Linked DNA regions of Homo sapiens: region 2 is linked to region 1. The links are chromatin loops, found by intact Hi-C in ENCODE. Cell type or tissue: CD4-positive, alpha-beta T cell. All regions are shown on one strand. Links, peaks and the distances in the headings refer to the core of each region. The heading gives the core; the rest is flanking DNA.

Region 1 (5,386 bases), core at 349-5,348:
ATAGAAATAGGATCCAGGGGATGGGAGGAGGGAATTATTACTTAATGGGGGCTTCCCTCTGTGGTGATGAAAAATGCTTTGGAACTGTAGTGGTAACAGTACCACAACACTGTAAATGTACTAAAAGCTACGGAATTGTATACTTTAAAATGGTGAATTTTGGAAGGGGGGGGCAGGAAAATAAAATGGCGAATTTTATGTTATGTGAATTTTACCACAATAAAAAATAAACAAAAAGAGAAAAAGTTGCTTTACACAAAAGCATGAAGTAAAAATTACATGTGGTATGGTAAAATAGCACAAATCATAAAAGCAATCTAAGAATGCCTAAAATGGAGGGAATATTGCTTTAGCCAGATTACCTGAGAACGCAGTCCTCAGGTGGAGAAAGGTGTATCTGCCCTGCCCAACCAGCAGCAGGCAGGCAGGGGCCTCGCAGCCCAGCGCAGGTGCTGTTTAGAAAGGGGCATCCACATGGATAAAAGGCCCAGATTAAATGGGGCAGGATGATATTTTGAGATATCTGACTTTGTTCTTTCTGCTCTGGAATTTCATTCCCTGGCCCTGCCCCCTGCCTGCGGCAGCCAAGTTCATTGCCAGGAGAGGGAAGTGACAGAGCAGAAATCGGGAACAAAGGACTGTGGAAGAAAAAAAAATTACAGGTAAGTCATCTAAAAAGCAATAAAGTAACAGTAATATGAATAATGATTGTGTATACATATTTTCAAAACAACATCCTGATAAATCTCATTCTGATTCTGAAATTTAGGTGAGAGACTGGAATGTAGGCAGAACTAGGAACAAGGACAAACAGAACTTCTTATCACTGCAAAAAGGCTACTACCTAGAAGTGTTCAAGCCCAAGTTTTTCAAGCATAATGTTAACTAACCAAGGGCAGAGATACCCAAATGGATCCATCCCATCTACAATTAAACTAAGGACAGAATCACTTGAGCTCCTTCCAAAGAATGTTAAGTAAACAGATTTTATTCAATCTTTCCTAGAGTTTATAATGAACATTTGTTATTTAATATGGTAGTTATATTACAGTTTTACCTTACGAGCGATAGAACATTTGGTGAATAAGATTAACAAACCGGAAATGATGATACCCTCGAAGACACTCTCTGGAAGCACACCAGTCCCACTGACTCATGTTACAAATTTAAGTTGGCATCCAGCTGATTTGTAGAATGTGTTATCCTGATGTTTCTGCAATTATACCACCTGAAGAGGGTCCCTGTCAGTCTCTGATAGGATAATATTTATCTTATTCTCCAAGTGAGAATCCAGCATATCTCGAAGGTCAGAAAGAAAGCCTCGTTCAGTGTTGCTGTGTTCACAGAGGATGACATTTATTCCTTGGGAAGCAGCATCCAAAGTATCATGATGGGACATCTCACCTACCAAAAAGGGAAGAGCAAATTCTTAAATGCTAAATATGGAATCTGTGGAATGAGGAAACACAAAAGCAGAAATACCAAGTTTGTAGTCTATATGAAGTGAATGTAATAGAGCAGAACTGTTTTACATATAAATCTAGAAAGTAGTGTACAGTTTTCTTTTATGTCCTCCAACTTAAAAAGAGAGAAAAGTCTGGGCGCGGTGGCTCACGCCTGTAATCCCAGCACTTTGGGAGGCCTAGGCAGGCAGATCACCTGAGCTAAGGAGTGCTAGACTAGCCTGGCCAACATGGTGAAACTTCCATCTCTACTAAAAACACAAAAATTAGCTGGGCGTGGTGGTGCGTGCCTGTAATCCCAGCTACTCAGGAGGCTGAGACAGGTGAATAGCTTCAGTCCAGGGCCTGGAGGTTGCAGTGAGCCGAGACTGCACCACTGCACTTCAGCCTGGGTGACAGAGTAAGACTATCTTGAAAATATAAAAATAAAATCCATCCCACTGAGAATTCCAACTTCTTTTTCCTTAGCAGACCCCAAGGCAATTATCCAATCCAACATATCTGGCCAGAACCAGATCTGTAAACACCCATTCAAAGTGTTTCCACGGTAAAATGAATGATCACTGCCAAGTAAAATGAGGCCTTCAGAAAATTTGCCTCTTATGTAAGTAATAAATACCTCTGGAGGAAATTATATGTATACTGCCCAGCAGACTTATGCTTTGTAAGCACCAGTATTTCTGTCGTCAACTTAGTCTAATATATAAGGATGAAATGAATTTAAGATTACTTCCAGGTTAAAAACAAAGTATTTTTCTTTGACTTAAGCAAAATCCCTAGAAACTCTGGAGGGAATCTCATCTGTTGTGAAAAGATTTGGGGAAAATTCATATTCTGAATTTTTAATTTATATTGTTAATTTTTTTTTAGATGGAGTTTTGCTCTGTCACCCAGGCTGGAGTACAGTAGCACGATCTCAGCTCACTGCAACCTCTGCCTCCTGGGTTCAAGTGATTCTCCTGCCTCAGCCTCTCGAGTAGCTGGAATGACAGGCACCCACCACCATGCCTGGCTAATTTTTGTATTTTTAGTAGAGATGGGGTTTCACCACGTTGGCCAGGCTGGTCTCGAACTGCTGGGCTCAAGTGATCTGCCCGCCTCAGCCTCCCAAAGTGCTGGGATTACAGGCGTGAGCCACCATGTCCAGCCTAATATTCTGAATTTCTTAAAATGCAGTTTGTGAATTTGATGACTTCTAATTTAAGAGCAAAACTGTACTGTGTACAATTAGGTTTGTTCTTTAAAAAGTACAATTTTGAACTGTATTTAGAGACAGAAGGGCATATAAATTTAAGAAAAAAGGGTTCTTGGAAAAAAATGAGTTCTCTTTTAATTTTCCCATAAGAAAACACCTATAAGTAAAAAAATGAGTTTTCTTAATTCCAGAATTTTTTAGTTCCCCACAATCTCCTCCTAATAAGTGTCATCTCATTATAAGGAACAGTTTTTATTCAAGCACCTTTTAAAACATCTTAATCTATAATAGTAGAAGTAAAAAGCAAGAAAAAGACACTAAGATGGCCCAGTTGGAAGCCTTGTTTTAGGAAAGGTAAGTCTGGCTGCCTGTACTGTGACAAATTCATTGGCTGGAGAAGGCATGAAAGGGGGGAAATCAGTGAAGACCCTGCAATAATAGCTGAAGCCAATGGAAAGAAAAGCTTGGCCCAGGATGGCAGCTTGGGAAAGAATAAGCAAATGGAGAATGAAAAGACAAATGGGAGAACTTAATTTACAAGGAGCAGGCTCCCCATCTGCTGGTCTTACGGGGTATTACCCTTAACAACCTAATACAATGAGAACACGGCCTCAGGCTCACAGGAAGCGTGATGAAGTTCAGCAGAGGTCCTTTAGGTGGGGCTTCACATCTCTGAAGTTATACTCAAAAGTGATGCCTCACAGACCAGAGACAGCTAATGCTAGCCGGATAATATATTTTCTATTTCTCCCCACAGCCAGATAGGAAGGACATTTTAACATTTTGGAACTGCTTGAATTTATCTTATGCACGTATCATTATACTTTATCATTGTTTTAAAAAACTAGTTTTTAAAAAAGTATAAGGAAACAGATACCCCAAATTGAGAGAGAAGCACAAAACAAAGAGCCTATACTCTTTAAAAATGTCAATGCTATGGAGACAAAGCTGAGAAACTATTCCAGACTGAAGGAGACTAACAACAACTAAATGCAATGTGAGATCATTGGCTGGATATGGATCAGAAAAAGAAATGCTATAAGCTTTTATCAATTGGGAAAATGTGAATATGGACTGTATATCAAGTAAGTGTTTTAACAATATTAAATTCCCATGTTTGATAATTGTTCCATGGACTTAGAATGTCTTTGTTCTTAGACTATACACTGAAGTATTGAGAGGTAAAGAAATTGTCATGTCTGCAATTGATTACAAAATGGTCCTAGGGGAAATACATCAATATATATATAGAACATATTTTAACTTGTATATATTATGTATCTATACATGCAAACACAAATGTGTATAGACACATATATAATATGCACATAGGGAATGTACAAATATGGCAGAATATAACCATAGTAACCAAGGTGAAGAGCATATAGGAGTTCAGTATACTATTCTTGCAACTTTTGCATAGGTCTGAAATTCCTAAGTAAAATGCTAAAATGAATTTTAAAATAGCCAGACACAATACTGTAAGATATTCATATTGAAATTTCACTTTAATCTGGTAGAAATTTAAGGGCTTACAAAAATCTTTTATCTTCAGAAAATATAAAATAAGTAATAGTCACATACATGTTTTGTTTTTTTAAATCAATTTATTGGTTTAGAGCAATTCCATCAGGCTTGCTCAGATGCTGCTCCTCGGTACTTCAGGATGTGACAATGCTTTGAGTGCAGCAGCCTTTGTAAGAGAGTGTGCTATATAACAAAGTGTGGGTGTGGGAGGCAAGGGAAGCATGGAAGTAGCCAAAGGAATGGCCAGAGGGCTAAGAGCCTAGAGCCTGGTCCTCAAAGTGGGAAAAGTAATTCTTTAACTCATTCTCTCCTAACCCTAAGAAGGAGGAGGTAAACAAAGTGGCAACCCCTTAAAATGCCTCCAAATCCTTTGGAGGTGTAAGGGGCCATGTTTGGCCATATTCCTGAGTAGTAACTACATAAAGTAATTCTTTCAATAAAAATTAGCCAGGACCTATTAGGTAGTATCCTAAATGAGAAAGTATAAGGCCCAGCAGCCAGACAATTACTATCCAACAGAAGTGCACATTGGAGGTCAAGGACAAAGTGATAGGGACCCACAAGAGGCAGGAGCAGGACAGTGTCAGAGAAGGCTTCTCAGAGGGGGTGTTCACTTATCACTAGGAGTACAAGGAAAAGGCATTCTAGCCAGAGAAAACAGCATAAGCAAAGGGTACAGGAAAGGGGATGCAATGTTCAGGCTCCACCAGACAGATGAAGGAAATCACTGAAGTCTTTTTAATCAAGACCATCAAATTTGCACTTTGAAAAGTTAATTTCAGGAGAGTATATGGAAGATACCATTAGAGGGTTGATGCTGTACTTCAAGTAGGAGATGGTGCCTGGATAGAGATAAGGGGGAAGATTCTAGAAAGATTTGGGAGCTTGAATTGATAGGAATTGATGATTGGCTTTAGGCTGAGTAAAAGGAACCATTTCCTAGCTAAGGTGACAGGGTAGAAAGTATCCCACTGATGTGAAATCTGAGAGGTTTGGGACAGTTTAGGAAGAATGTAGGTAAAATAAATGCTGACCATTAACTTTTGAGATAATGTAATAAACTGTTCAATGATTTCATCCCTCCACAAAGAATGCAGTAAGTCCCCAGTTCTGTTGTAGTTTCTGTTTAGTTCAGGTTCAGAAAACATTAATTAGGTATCATCTATGTGCCAGGTACTGTCCTAAAATTTGCCATTTTTGA
Region 2 (5,386 bases), core at 112-5,111, 460 kb before region 1:
AGAGATTTTGATATATTGTTTCTGTTTTCATTAATTTCAAAGAATTTTTTTATTTCTACCTTAATTCCATTGTTTACCCAAAAGTGATTCAGGAGCAAGTTGTTTATTTTCCATGTACTTATGTGGTTTTGAACAGTCTTCTTGATACTGATTTCTATTTTTATTCCACTGTGGTCTGAGAGTATGGTTGTTATGATTTTGATTTTTTTTTTAAATTTCTTAAAACTTACTTTATGACCAAGCATGTGGTCAATCTTGGAGTCTGTTCTGTGTGCAGATGAGAGGAATGTATATTCTGTGGTTGATGGGTGGAATATTCAGTAGATGTCTATTAGGCCCAATTGGTCAAGTGTTGAAGTTAAGTCTAGAATTTCTTTGTTGTTTTCTGCCTCAGTGATCTCTCTAATGCTGTCAATGTGGTGTTGAAGTCCCCCACTACTATTGTGTGGCTAAGTCTTTTTGTAGGTCTAGAAGTACCTGTTTTATGAATCTGGTTGCTCTATTGTTGGCTGTATATATATTTAGGGTAGTTAAGTCTTCTTGTTGAATTAACTCTTTATCGTTTGTCCTTTTCTTTACTGTTGTTGGTTAAAAGTGTGTTTTATCTGATATATGAATAGCAACCCCTACCCATTTTTTGTTTTCTGTTTGCATGGTAAATCTTTTTCCAACCCTTTACTTTGAGCCTATGGATGTTATTAATGTGTGACAATGGTCAGTCGAAGGTAGCAAATGGATGGCTTTTGTTTTTTTATCCAACTTGCCACCCTGTGCCTTTTAAGTGAGGTGTTTAAACCATTTACATTCAAGGTTAATATTGATATGCAAGGTTTTGATTCTATCATGAGATTGTTAGCTGGTTGTTTTGCAATTTCTGTGGTGTGGTTGCTTTATAGGATCTGTGGGCTATGTTCTTAAAAGTGTGTTTCTGTGATAGCACATATCATTCTATCGTCTCCGTGTTTTGAACTCCTTTAAGAATCTTTTGTACAGCTGATCTGGTGGTAACATATTCCCTTAGCTCTTGCTTATCTAGAAAATATTTTCTTTCTCCTTTGCTTATGAAGCTTAATTTGGAGGGATATGACATTCTTGGCTGGAATTTCTTGTCTTTAAAAATGCCGAAAAAAGACTTCCAATCTCCCCTGGCACGTAAGGTTTCTGCTGAGAAGTCCATTGTTAGCCTGATGCATTATCTTTGTACACAATCCGACCTTTTTCTCTAGCTGCCTTTAAAATGTTTTCTCCTGGGCGCGGTGGCTCACACCTGTAATCCCAGCACTTTGGGAGGCCAAGGTCAGCAGATCACTTGAGGTCAGGAGTTCAAGACCAACCTGACCAACATGGCAAAACCCGGTCTCTACTAAAAATATAAAAATTAGCTGGCCGTGGTGGTATGCACCTGTAGTCGCAGCTACTCAGGAAGCTGAGGCTAAAGAATCGTTTGAGCCCAGGAGGAGGAGGCTGCAGTGAGCCAAGATAATGCCACTGCACTCCAGCCTGAGTGACAGAGTGAGACTCCATCTTGAAAAATATATATATATATATTTTCTTTAGCATTGACCTTGGACAGTCTGGTGGCTATATACCTTGGTGATGCTCATGTTGTATGGTATCTTGCAGGTGTTCTCTGGATTTCTTGTATCTGGATGTCTACCTCTAGCAAGATTAAGGAAACTTTTTTGAATTATTCCCTCAAATATGTTTTCCAGGTTGTTCACTTTTTTCCTTCTCAGGAATGCCAGTAATTCACAGGTTTGGTTGTTTTACATAATCCCATATTTCTCAAAGCCTTTGTTCACCTTTAAAAATTATTTTTTCCTTATTTTTGTGTAACTGAGTTAGCTCAAAAGATCAGTCTTCAAGCTCTGAAATTCTTTCTTCTGCTAGGTCCAGACTATTGATAAAGCTTTCAATTGTATTTTGAAATTCCCTGAGTGAGTTTTTCAACTTCAGAAGCTCTGATTGATTTCTTTATAAGATGTTTATCTCTTGCTTCATTTCCTGGATTGCTTTAGAAGTTTTGTGTTGTTGATTTTTAACCTTGACTTGGATCTCATTGATCTTCCTTGTAATCCATGCTTTGAATTATTTATCCGTTCTTTCTGAGTTTCTATTTTGGCTATAGACCATTGCTGGAGAGCAAGTTTGATCCTTTGGTGGTGTCACTATATTGAGATTTTTCATGGTGCCAGAATTCTCGCACTGATTCCTTCTCATCTGGAGATGCTGGCATTTTAATTTTATAGTATTTTCATATAGGTTAGGATTATTTATTTTTCCTTCTGTCCCTATAATATTATTGGGGTTTTTTTTCTTTCCCTTTCCCTTTTCCCCCCTCTCTAGGGAGTGTGACTATAAAGAATGCTGGGTAGGGTCTTTTGGCTTTGCTTCTATAACCCTATTCACTTCTGTCAGCAGGTTTTATACTGGGCTGTGCAGTTCAACCTACAAACCAGTAGATGGTGCTAATAGGTAAGAGCCTGCTATGGCCAATGTGACTGAGTATATACTTGATCCTTGTTTATGGGGAAAAGCTCTGTTACCTCAGGCAATGAGCTGATTCATGGGGTGCATAGTGGTCTGAGCTCCCTGCTCAGACACAGGGAGGGAGGGGCCAAAATGAGCAGAGCTGGACTAGGCAGGTCCAACTACAGGTCCCCTGATGGCAGGTACAAGTACCAGCACTGAGGGAGAATGCAGTGGGTAGCCACTACCAAGCACCCAGAGATGCTTGGGAAATTTCCTCGACCCCAAGTTCCCTGCAAAGGGATGGGGGCGGCTTAAACTAATCCAGTAGAGTGACTGCTCCAGATGCCTGGAGCTCTATCTAGGCATGGAGCCCCACTGCACCAGGATCTATGCACAGGAAGGGTGAGGTGCTCAGGCTGCTGTTCCAGGCAAGTGAGTGCTCTAAATGCCTAGAGATCTGCCTGAGCATGGAGGAGAGAGGGCCCCCCATACCAAGACCTCTGCGTAGGAGGGTTTGGGTGACTCAGACTGCTGATCGAGGAAAATGGGTGCTCCGAATGCCTGATGATCTGCCTGGTCATGGAGCAGAGAGGGCCTTGCTGCACCATGATCTATGTCTTGGAATGGGGAGGGGCAGCGGCTCAGGCTGCTGAACCAGATGAGCAAGTGCACCTAATGCCTAGAGATCTGCCGGGGTGCAAAATGGAGAGGGCTTTCCCACACCCAGATCTCTGCACAGGAAAGGTAGGGCACTCAGGCTGCTAGTCCATGTGAGCAGGTGCTCCAAATGCCTGGAGATCTGCCTAGAGTTGGAGTGGAGAGGGCACCCTTGCACCACAATCTATACACAGGAAAGGTAGGACAACTCAGGCTGCTGATCCAAGGAAGGGGGTGCTCCAGATACCTGGAGATCTGCCTGGGTGTGGAGCAGAGAGAGCCACGCTGTACCACAATCTATGTCCATGAAGGGTGAGGCAGCTCAGGCTGCTGGTCCAGACAAGCAAGTGCTCCAAATGCCTGGATTTCTGCCTGAGGGTGGAGCAGAGGGCTCTGCTGCACCACAATCTCAGGGGAGCAGGCTGGGTCACCCTGCAATGACATATGCAGACTAGTTCCAGGTTACCAAGCTAGCCCTGGCTGCAAGTCTCATCACACAGGAGAAACTGCAGCTGTAGCAGCTCTCCTCCCACCTCAGGCCTGCAAAGCGGGAGAGCACAATCCCTGCACCTACTACTGAGGCTCTTTGCACAGTTCTGGCTATGGAGACTCCTACCCTAAGCCAGAGCAGGTGCTCCAATTGCTGACCCAAGACTAAAATGCCTGTGTGGCCACACTGCTAGGTCACCAAAGAATGCCTGGATTAAAAATGGCACCCTGCTTTCAGTCCTGAGTCTGGGAAAATGTTTGCAGCTTTTCTCTATGTCTTTTCCTCACAGTGTTTCCAAGCCGCTTCCCCAAGTTAGCTCCAGAGCTTGCGAGAAACAAAGTGCTCTCCCTCAGCCTGGGTTGCCTGGATCCCAAGTGGAAAGGTGAGTCATAGAGGGAGGCTGTCTGCCTCTCCCATGTACTAGGGCTTCACTCATTTTTATCAGCTGCATGCCATCACTGGGGCTGTTTGTCCACATTCTCCTCCCTGGCATCTGGGGTGTCCTTCACAATTCTAGTGGATTCCCATTTTCCTTTTTGGATAAAAACCCACAGAGATGATCTTTACACACTATCTTGCTATTTCCAAGGAGCCAAGGCACACTGAAAGACTCTAATCTGCCATCTTGGAAAAAAAAAAGAAACTGTTTTTTTAAAAAAACTCAGTATCCATTTAGAATTATGACCATCTTGTGAGAAATGAAGCTTGAGACTCTACTTTGATATCAAATTTAGTGCTATTCTCATCATCTTTAATTGTGTTTTCTTTCACAAATGACTACTAGTGGATGTGTTTAAGTCCAAAAAACCTTCTGATGAGGTTTAAGATTTGGGGCTTTAAGCATCCTGTTGACTTCTATTGTTAGTTTCACTATATTAAATTTGAGTTAGGCTAATAGTAAGTTTTATTTTTCTGTTTTTCATTAGTTTTTATGAGTTAAGGGCCAAAATACCACAAAATTTTCAAATGAGCAAATGTTACTGTGCAAATTCAGAAAAGATGCTGAAATACAACTGTTGGCTGGCAGGTCATGGTGCCAGCAATAGCATGAAGTGTTTTGTTCTTTAGTTTAAGAAGTTATGAAGAAAGCACCCCGAAGGTGTTATGAGATGATGAAAAATACAGAAAACCCAAATATATAAAAATCAAAGTATTGTTTCACAAAATTTGATCGTCTTGCCTTCTCAGAAAAATCACTAAGTTGTTCAAAAGCAAGATTTTCACATCACATTCAAACATTATGATAGGCCAGAAAATGCTATGGAGTATTTTAATTTCATATAATTCACTACCACTTCTATGGCTGTTTTTACCATCTCTCAAACAATCTTTAGATCTATCCAGTAATATGAAGAGTTGGTACCAGGCTTCATGTTCCATCTAGATCTACATATATATAAATGTAAGGGTACTCAGGATGCATATTGCACAATGTTCTTCAGCCACCATATGTAGCTCTTGCAAATACCATTCCTGTATGCGAATACCTGTGGAATTGCAAATTAAGGCATTAAAAGAAGCAAAAAATGGGTGCTCAGCACCACTGGAAAATATATTTCATTATGCACAAATCTTGCATTCATGCTATCTGAGAGGTTTTGACAGGTTACCTTTCCTCTTACCTTACTGCTGCTGCCCCAGTCTTTCCTGCACTCCAAAGCAGTGTCTGTGTCTGATCTCAGCAGCAGCATCACCCACAAACCTTTACAGTATTTGGGCACAGTCATCTTTTGTTTTGAAGGTAAAGGGTAAAAGATGTGGTGAAGC

The links. A loop is a pair of places that touch in the nucleus more often than their neighbours do. Peaks named below come from ENCODE experiments on the same cell type or tissue, not always from the same donor. Only the 100,000 strongest peaks of a DNase experiment are listed, where the experiment ranks them.
Region 2: a loop joins it to region 1, with 2.4 times the contacts of the local background. A loop is called at or near these places in 8 of 110 quality-filtered maps.

What each region holds. Positions count from the first base shown.
Region 1 is chr2:200,899,512-200,904,897 of GRCh38, reverse strand. It overlaps NIF3L1 (NGG1 interacting factor 3 like 1), which reads right to left. Exons shown (of 7, transcript NM_001369441.2): 7 at 973-1,404. The coding sequence ends at 1,220. Among named protein-coding and RNA genes, the nearest start is that of NIF3L1, 13 kb to the right of the region's middle. In CD4-positive, alpha-beta T cell, for the core only: CTCF peaks have their summits at 3,073 and 3,274; a DNase peak (open chromatin) is centred at 3,257.
Region 2 is chr2:201,361,209-201,366,594 of GRCh38, reverse strand. It overlaps a transcript of FLACC1 not described here. Among named protein-coding and RNA genes, the nearest start is that of FLACC1, 6.6 kb to the right of the region's middle. RefSeq lists an enhancer at 2,679-2,728. In CD4-positive, alpha-beta T cell, for the core only: CTCF peaks have their summits at 2,220 and 2,421 (motif pointing right); a DNase peak (open chromatin) is centred at 2,464.